2 separate regions of the Mus musculus genome follow, and region 1 is linked to region 2. A link is a contact called in ENCODE Hi-C data. All regions are on one chromosome and are shown on one strand. The core of a region is the stretch at or near the end of the contact, and the rest is flanking DNA. Distances in the headings are between cores, read along the strand shown.

The links. Hi-C counts contacts between places; a loop is a spot of excess contacts on that map.
Region 1: a map of CH12.LX shows a loop between it and region 2 (2.0-fold over the local background). The contact joins the promoter of Olfr223 here to the enhancer-like site in region 2. A Hi-C loop is called at or near these places in 5 of 37 maps with a recorded cell type or tissue (CH12.LX, CH12F3, Patski and 2 more).

The regions. Positions count from the first base shown.
Region 1 is chr11:59,587,406-59,592,330 of GRCm38, reverse strand. Olfr223 (olfactory receptor 223) reads left to right here and starts at 2,244. Exons shown (of 1, transcript NM_146429.1): 1 at 2,244-3,203. The coding sequence starts at 2,244. The coding sequence ends at 3,203.
Region 2 is chr11:59,536,216-59,540,598 of GRCm38, reverse strand. No RefSeq gene overlaps it. Among named protein-coding and RNA genes, the nearest start is that of Nlrp3, 4.3 kb to the left of the region's middle. Within about 2 kb of position 2,057, at least 1 of the 3 ENCODE cell types and tissues checked has a DNase peak (open chromatin) inside an H3K27ac peak, as active enhancers do; it is gastrocnemius, where a contact is called at or near this core.

The DNA of each region.
Region 1 (4,925 bases), core at 995-3,494, 52 kb before region 2:
AGATGGAAAGGATTTAAACTGAGTCTGGTTCCTGGTGGCACCGTAGTTTTTCTTCATTATTACTGGTTTTCACTAGGTGATGCCATTCTGTCTCACGATCCAGCTCTGATGCCCTGTTCTGAACCTGCCCATTCTATTGGTAAGGCTTCTGGTGAGCTTTCCATTTGTTCTGTTTTATTTTATTTTGTTTAATTTTTAAAAAATTTTCAGCATCATTTTAGCTTGATTTTTTTCTTCAGCAATTCTAACTCTTTATTGATATTAGAGTGCTTCTGTGTCTTCTTTTTGTGCAGGTTTTTTTGTGCGGGTTTTTTTTTTTAATTTTATGTACATTGATAATTTGACTGGATGTATATCTGCGTGAGGATGTTGAGTCCCCTGGAATAGGAGCTGCAGACAGTTGTGAACTACCATGTAGGTGCAGGGAATTGAACTCAGGTCCTCTGGAACACTAGTCAGTGCTCTTTACCACTGAGCCATCTCTCCAACTCCTCCTTTCTGTGTTTGGAACACAGTAATAAGCATTCTTTCGAATTCTTCATCTGGAGGTTCTCCCAACTCATGCTCACTGGGTACCTTACTGTGTGGTTCGTGATTTTTGGAGAAGACATGCTATCTTGGTTTTCATGTTGTTGCTTTTGCTTCTGCACAGATCTTGTGCATCTGCAGTTGGTTGCTTTAAGTCCTGTTGCTTCTTTCAGTGGCAACATTTACAATGTCCATGAGAGGGCCAAGTTGTAGTAGGGCTGAAGTATCATTCTTCTTTGTTCACTTGGTACCAGGACCAAAGGCTTTATCTTTAATCTTACTCTTGGGTCAGGAACTGTTCTGGGTCATTGCCAGCCTCCTCTTTGTGTCTGCTTTCCGCTCTATGTTGTGGAACTTCCTGTGAATATGGAATTTGCTCTGGGACACCTAAGGCCTCCTTCCTGGATCCAGCTGGCCGTTTCTCTGTAGAGCAGAGAGTTGAGAATAAAAAAAAAATTGGTAGATTTTACATCATCTCTTTGCTATGTGAGGATAATAAGTGCTAATGAGAGTGTAGAAAGCAGTCCCTGGTGGTGGGAAGCTAAATTGAACAAAGATTCTGCAATACAGCATAAAAAATATAATTACAATAAAATCCAGACGTTCCACTTTTGAGTACATACTAAAAGTATTGAAGCTAAATCTCAACGTGGTGTTTGGAAAACCACATTTACAGCAACAGTGTTTCCAATAGGCAAAATACAGATGTGCTCAGGGTTTGTGGGTAAAGACAAAAGACAGCAAACATAAAATTAGTGTTAATTGGCCTTTTAAAAAGTAGGAAATCCTGACTTAGCCTAGAGCATAGATGAATCTAGGTGAGATGGTGTAAATGAAATAAGCCAATGAAAAAGTTACAAATATAGTTCAATGAAATTACTTTGGGATAATTAGACTAATGGAAATAATAACAAAAAAATAAGTCCCTAGAATGATGGGTGCTGGGTTCTGGAACTGTAGTAGTCAGGAGGATACTGTTTGATAGGAATTGATTGAGTTTGATAGAAGTAATGACTCTACAGGTGGATGGTGGAAAATGGTAATAAAATGCATTTTTTAAAATAACAAACCTATATATTTAAATTAGTTAAGTGAATTCGATTTCAATTTCACATCGCCATGATAAAATCTGGGGCAAAATGAGAGCTGACCTCCCTGAGTATAAAGAGTCCGCAGAGATGTGTCCGTGTGTTACAAATTCAAGTTTCTGACTTCCCATCTGAGTCCCAGCGCCCTTGGTCTACCTGCACTTAAAGGAAACATTAGGTAGTGTTTCCCTCAAATCTCATCTTGAAAGAGATGCCAAGTGAAAGAAAGCCTGACCTTCCTGGATGAAACTGCAGCATCGTGTTTGCTGAACGCACTAAAGGGGTGGAAGCTTGCTAAGGCTAACTTATTAGGAGGCAAGGAATCACAGAAGCAAGGAGGCAGAGTGAGGCTTGCGAACAAATCCCTAGTTGAGAGATGAGGCTTTGGGTAAATATCTTCATTATACCTTGGATAGTTTCACTCTAACCTGACTTGTAATTTAACTGCTGAGCAATATATGAAACCAGCTAGGTTCTGGGAAACTATTCAAAGCACCCGTGGAGAATATCTCTCTAACACAACATCACAAATTCAGTGGGCTTTTTGAAGATGTTGCCTTGGACTTATTAAAAGGGAAAAATGTTTTTTACCTTCAAATATTGTCTTTTCCCATACAGGCATACACAATGCAGGTGACCACAGAAAGGCAGAATGTGAGTTTCCCCGACACATTTGTTCTGGTGGGCTTCTCTGATCACCCATGGCTGGAGATGCCCCTCTTTGGAGTGCTTCTGATCTCCTACATCTTCACCATGATAGGAAACAGCTCTATCATCGTCCTCTCTTTGGTGGAGCCTAGGCTCCAAACACCCATGTACTTCTTCTTAGACAACCTGTCTCTGCTGGACCTCTGTGTCACGTGCACCATTGTCCCACAGTTGCTAGTCAATCTCTGGGGCCCAGAAAAGACAATTGCCTCCTGGAGCTGCATTGCGCAGGCCTACCTCTTCCACTGGACCAGCTGCACCGAAAGCGCTCTGCTGGCAGTAATGGCTTTTGATCGCTATGTGGCCATCTGCTGTCCCCTCCGATATGTGCTCATCATGCATCTCTGGGCATGCGTGTGGCTGGCAGCTGTATGCTGGGCCAGTGGCCTGGCCAATTCTCTGGTTCAAGCTACACTCACCCTCTACCTTACCCTTTGTGCGAAAAACACACTGGACCACTTCTTCTGTGAGGTGCCTGCTTTGATTAAACTGGCATGTAGTGACACCACCACAAACGACCTGTCCCTAGCCTTGGGAGCTATTCCTTTTGGAATAGTGTCTCCTTTGACAGTGCTCATCTCTTACATCTTCATTGCTAGGGCTGTGCTGAAGTTACCCTCAGCTGAGGGAAGGCGCAAGGCTTTGAGCACATGCACTTCTCACTTGCTCGTGGTCACCATGTACTTTGGACCTGGTATGTACACGTACCTCCAGCCACCAGGCAACAACACTCAGTCCGAGTTCCTGTCCCTCTTCTACTGTGTCTTCACCCCGCTCCTCAACCCACTCATCTACACTCTGAGAAACAAGGATGTGAAGGAAGCTTGGAAGAAGGTCCTAACATCCCAGAGTAAGGGGATATCTTTGAAAGGCCAGTGATCTCTGTCTGGTTTCTCCAGCTACCATATGTAAGTTAGTGCTGGCAGGTTTGCTTTTCCAAAAACGTAAGACCTTAGGCTGGAATTCTCACCTCTCAAAGTCCGCCACTCTGATAACAACAAAGACTCTTTTGACCAGAGACTTCTGTCTTCTAGAATTCTAGATAGGGCCACTGCACTTTTCTGGACTCTTCCCAGATATTTCTATCCACAGAGGGAACAGGGAAATGGCCTATAGATCTTCTGAATACTGAAAGAAAAGTGTTGTCTATAAATCCCTTCTAGTAATTGCTCTTTGGTCACATGCTCTTAAAAAGGGGGGGAACGGACACAGTCCCTTCAGTGATGTAGCCACTGATAAGTCATCCATCCATGCCTCTGTCAATAGTCCATAGCCTACGTTCCTGTAAATAACCCCAAATAAACTCATTGGTCATCAAACAAACAAGAAAAAAAACCCACGTGAAAGTTGAAGATGACCAGTTGGGAAGAACAGGATCACCAGAAGTGAGACGGATATAATTAGATAATAGGGATGTAAATATTATTAAAAATAAATTATATGCATTATGAAACCTATTATTATATCATTAACATTTGCTAAGAAAACATTAAAAGTTTTTTTTTAAAGCTCTAAGTAAGAATTTTAAGCAGATTTCATTAGATTTCTCCAGGCACCTACTCGAACTATTTTAACCTCTTCTGTCTGAGAATCCTGTATCTTCCTTTTCCTTCAAACACTTTGCCAACCTACAAGTAATCACACCCTTACCTCATCTATGCCAACACAATTAACTTCATTATGAATGTGAAGTAATCACTGTAACAACACCATTGTATATTTGCTTCACTTTTCCCAAATCATTTAAGACGATCATCACTCGGTGTCTTTATGTGGCATTTTACTATTTATACTTTATCACTTACATCTGCTGAATTTACCTATTTCACTATATTTTACAGACTAGAAAGGGCCCGTCTGTGAAGCTCCACCCACTTAATGCATACCTGCCAAGCAGCAGCAGTTGAACAGGGGTTTGATCCAAGAGAGAGTATGGGTTTGTCTCTATTGAATTAGCATTAGTCTTATGCCAGAGCTATGGGTGACTCCATTCTTTGGGGTGTGGTATTAAACATTGTCTCACTGGTGCAACAAAACACTGGATAAGTGTCTTATGGAAAAGATTATGCTTGCTCACACATCAAGGGTGTCATCTCTGAAGACATCATGGAAGGGGAGGTTGTGATGGCTGGCCATGCTACATCCACAAACAGAAGCAGGGAAAGAGGAATGCAGGTGCTCAGCTCACTTCCTCCTTTGTATTCAGTCCGGGAATCCAGCCCATAGGATGATACATCTCATACTTAGGTCTTCTCCACAGGTAACCTAATCTAGAAAGCCCTCACAGATGTGCCCATGTTTGTCCTATGGTTCCAGTTCTATATACTAGTTGACAATCAAGCTCAACTACCACAGTTCCACCCCTTATCAATCTAACTTTTGTTTTTAGAATTTTTAATTTATTTTATGTATATGAGTACACTGTAGCTGTCTTCAGACACACCAGAAGAGGGCATCAAATCCTATTACAGATAGTTGTGAGCCACCATGTGGTTGCTGGGAATTGAACTCGGGACCTGTGGAAGAGCAGTCAGTGCTCTTAACCACTGAGCTATCTCTCCAGCCTGTCAATCTAACTTTCAAACACACCACGTTTAAGCC
Region 2 (4,383 bases), core at 808-3,307:
TCTGAAGCCCCAAAAGCCTAGAAGACAGGGAAAGCCTGTTGATACAGTAGTGAAGGTTTTTAGGCATCTCCCAAAAAGCAACACAGCAAGAGGCAAAATAAGCTACCAAGACCAATCAATCGAACTCAAAAGCTCTGAGGACACAAGAGTGGCTCAAAGAAGCCACTAATGACCTTGAAGAAGACATTTGTAAACCACAGGTTAGATAAGCAGTTAATAGCAAAAATATGCAAGACTCTCATTCAACTCCATCATAGGAGGATGAGCAAACACCACTCAAAAAAGGAAGTCAAAAGCCCACAGGAGTGTGTGTTCAACGTCACCAGTCCTCAGATAATAGCAAATCAAAATGACAAGAAGCTGTAGACAGAGCGTAGATAGAGTACTTTCCTGGAATGTATGAAGCCCTCAATTTGGTCCCCAGTCCCACATAAGAGTTGGTGAAGGGTCAGCAAGATGGCTCAGCAAGTAAAAGATGGCCCCAGTCCAATCTCTGAAACCCGCATGGTTGAGAGAGAGAAACAGCTCCTACAAGCTGTCCTCTGACTTGTGCTGTGGCATGCCTCGCCCCCTCCAAAAAAGCAAACAAACAGACATAATTTCAAGGAACTGTAAAATGTTCATCAATAAAATTGACTATAAAATTGTTATTATTATTATTACTATTATTGACAGAGCCTCCTCTCTTTGTAGCCCTGGCTATCCTGAAACTTGCTATGTAGACCAGGCTGGCTTCAAACTCACAGAGATCTGCCTGTCTGTGCCTCCTGAGCGCTGGGATTGCAGGTGTACACTACCACGCCTGGCCTGAAAACATCTTTAAAGGAGAGACTATTGTACGTCAGTCCTAGGTGGGACATGCATTTCACTCACGTGAGGCTTGGGAAACATTGTGAACAGGCGGGGGCAGAAAGGAATGAAGAGGCAGGGAAGGAGATGGAGATATAAAACGCTGTCTCCTGGGTATGGAATGGGTACTGTGTTTTTTTAAAACAAACAAACAAACAAACATATTTTTAGATTTATTTATTTTATGTGTACAAGTGTTTTTGCTTAAATAAATAAATTAATAAATAAAAAGTGTTTTGCTTGCATGTATATAGATATACCTGCCATGTGCTTAGTGCCCAGGGAGGTCGGAAGAGGTCAAACCCCTGAAACTGGAGTTTGATCATGTTTATAATACTAAATATGAATTCCCTCTTATGTTCAGGGCTCAAATCCAATAGGAAATTGGTTGGTTTCTTCCTACAACACGATAGCACCAGTAGACTCCTCCTGCCTGGTTGGTCAGTACTGTAGATCATCATCACCATCATCACCACCACCATCATCATCATCATCTTTTTATTTGGAACCAAGCCAAGCACAGAAGCCCTTTTTTGTAATCCTAGCATTCTGGAGTTTGAGACAGGAAGGTCCTCACAAGATTATGGCCAGCCTGAGCTACACAGTGAGTTCAGGCCAGCCTCAGTCATACATCTCTGCCTCAGACAAGCAAACACAAACCATAATGAAACATTAGCTCAAGCCTGGTAGAATAAATATTACCAAAAAGACAATAAATGTTGGCTAGGGAAAAAGGAACGACTCCATGCGGCTGAAAATATAAATCTGTACAGCCGTGGTGGGAAACCAATATGGAGGTTCTAAATAAATTAGAAATAGAATATCAGCGGACTCAGCTATCCTTCTGGGTATACAGGCAAAGGAAATAAATGTGCCGCCTCCTCACAATGCTCTCTTCACAGCGCTGTTTGTATTAAGATCCAGAAAGCTCAGGCCTGTTACTCTGTTACTGCAGCACAAACTTGATGAAGGCATTGCCAGACAACTTGAAAAATGGTTGCCCTGCCTTTGCTTTCCACCGCAGGGTGTGCGGGACCCACCGGCTCCGCCTCCTTGCCAGCACGTGGTTCTAGAATTGGCAGTCTTATTTACAAAGCCAGCCATTCTAGTAGATTTCTGTGGAGCTAGGAAGTCAGCAGAAATGTTCTGAGGAGGAATTGTGCAATTGTAAGCTGGCTGCAGCCATTGCAGAATGCGGGTCACTTAGAGAAACGGGAGGCTCCTGGAGAACAGGCAGTGCTCCAGCCTGCAGGCTCAATAGCGCCCCCAAACCCCAAACGTGGCAACCACTTGATGGCCCCGCCCCCACTCACTGCCTCTTCTGTAAGACAACGGTCAAAAGTGGAAGAACAAAGTGGTGTTATACTGTTCTGATGTTTTAAAAGATCCTCTGGTGATAATGACATTTGGTCAAGAAGACAATCCCCATGCTTCCTAACTCGTTGCAGATATGAGAAGATCAAAACCAACAAATATTGCCGGGACACACAGCAATTCTCGGCGTATCTCGTGAAAACACAAGCCCCACAGAGGCAGAGGAGTACACGGGGAAATAAAAAGACTGCCTTTATTGAGCCCCAAAAGCTTACTCTAAACAGTGACCTGAAACGGAAGGCTACCACAAGTTATTTAAAGTCGAATAAACTCGAGAGAAACAAAAACCAAGCAAAACTCACACTAACATTTGGTACAAAGACAACCTACTAAAGAGAAAAGGAAAGACTTAGGCTAGGAGCAGCTAGCTACATGATGAACAGGACAGGCTTGTTCCTATAGTTACAGGAGGGTAAGATGATACCATGGGGGAGTTAAACAGAACGTGGGATTTGCACATAAGCTGCTCACACTGGCAGGAATCCATGTCCCTGAACCTCTGATCCCTCCTCGTAAATGCTGAATTAAATTTGCAAACTAACCCCCCAAAGGCTTTGACCACTGTGGGACACAGCTGCGACACGCTAAGAGGGGTGTGTGTATAGGAGCAGGAGGTTTTCTGTGATCAGTGGGGAGTGGACGCTGCTGCTTTGAGACAACGGAGTAGGCCAAGTTAAATTACAAGAAATCTGTGGTGTGAGGGGTTGGATATGTGTCAAGATTCTCATCAGCCTTCAGAGGACCACGCCCCTCAGAGCAGAGCAGCAAAAGCAGATGAAAGCAGGAAGTCTGGATTCATCTGCCTGAGCCGCGACCCCACTGTGGGCCCGAGGCAGATATGGATCCTTTCTAGAATAACATTTTTAAGTACATCAAATAAGCCACAGAAGACAAGGGGTTAGGGTTTAAATATGAAATGTCTACCAGAAGTTCATGGGGTCGCACCACTGACTCCCAGCAGGTGGCGCTGTGTTGGGAGGTTGTAGAACATTTAGAGCACCGGACCCTGATGGCAGAGCAAGACTAGAAGGTTTAATTCATTTCTGGATCAGGGCTGCACTCTGCCTCCAGCGGGTTGCAACCATACACTCCCACCTCTATAGATGGAGCTACTCTATACACCTTGCCTTCTCCAGCATGAGAGACTGAAATCCCCCTGAAACCCTGAGTTAAAATAAACCTGTCCAGGGCTGGAGAGATGGCTCAACATTTAAAAACACTCACTGCTCTTACAGGGGACCTGGGTTTGGTTTTCAGCAGTCACGTGACAGCTTACAACCTTCTGTAATTTCAGTTGTGGGGATTCCAATGCCTCCAAGAGTACCATACACATTGTGCACTGACATACAGCAAAACATTCATACACATAAAATAAAAATAAATAAAAATTTTAAATGTTTAAAATAAACCTTTCCTGCCTTAAGTTCTGGGGACCAAACCCAGGTCCCCTGAAGAAGCAACAGGTGCTTTTAACCACTGAACTATCTCTCCAACTCCCTTCTAACTTCTCTCTCTCTCTTTCTCTCTCTCTTTCTTTCTCTCTTTCTTTCTTTCTTTCTTTCTCTCTTTCTTCCTTTCTTTTTTGCGACAGGGTCTCGCTACATAGCCCTGGTTGTTCTACAACTCACTGTGTAGACCAGACTGGCTTTTAACCCCGCAGAAATCTGCTTGCCTCTGCCTCCTGAGCTCTACAGCTACTTTTCAACAGAGCTGGGGGTGGCTCCGTTATCTCAAATAAAAGTAATGATTTTCTTAAAGAAACCCTCATGAAGACTTCAGAAATTAACAAAAGAAAATACAACAAGAGGGGAATAGGCATAAATACAACAGAAGCAGAAAAGGCATACGGGAGACAAAAGACACAAAAGCTCAGAAATTGGGGCATTCACAACAAAGCAAGTGGAATCATCATGGTAAACTCTTGGTTTGTGTGTGGTAACCCCAGAGCCTTTGTTGGAGCCCGGTGCTTGGTGTGGTCATTTTCCTGGGAGTGTACACTTGAAAAGGATCGAGGTAGACCTCGTGGAGCCTCTGAGCTCTTGAGTTATTAGAAGGATAAGCCTGGCTCCTAAATGCTCTCTGGCTTCCCACACTTGGTATGGCCCTTACCATGCATGAGGTGATAGAAACATGAAAGCCACACACAAACCCTTGCACTTT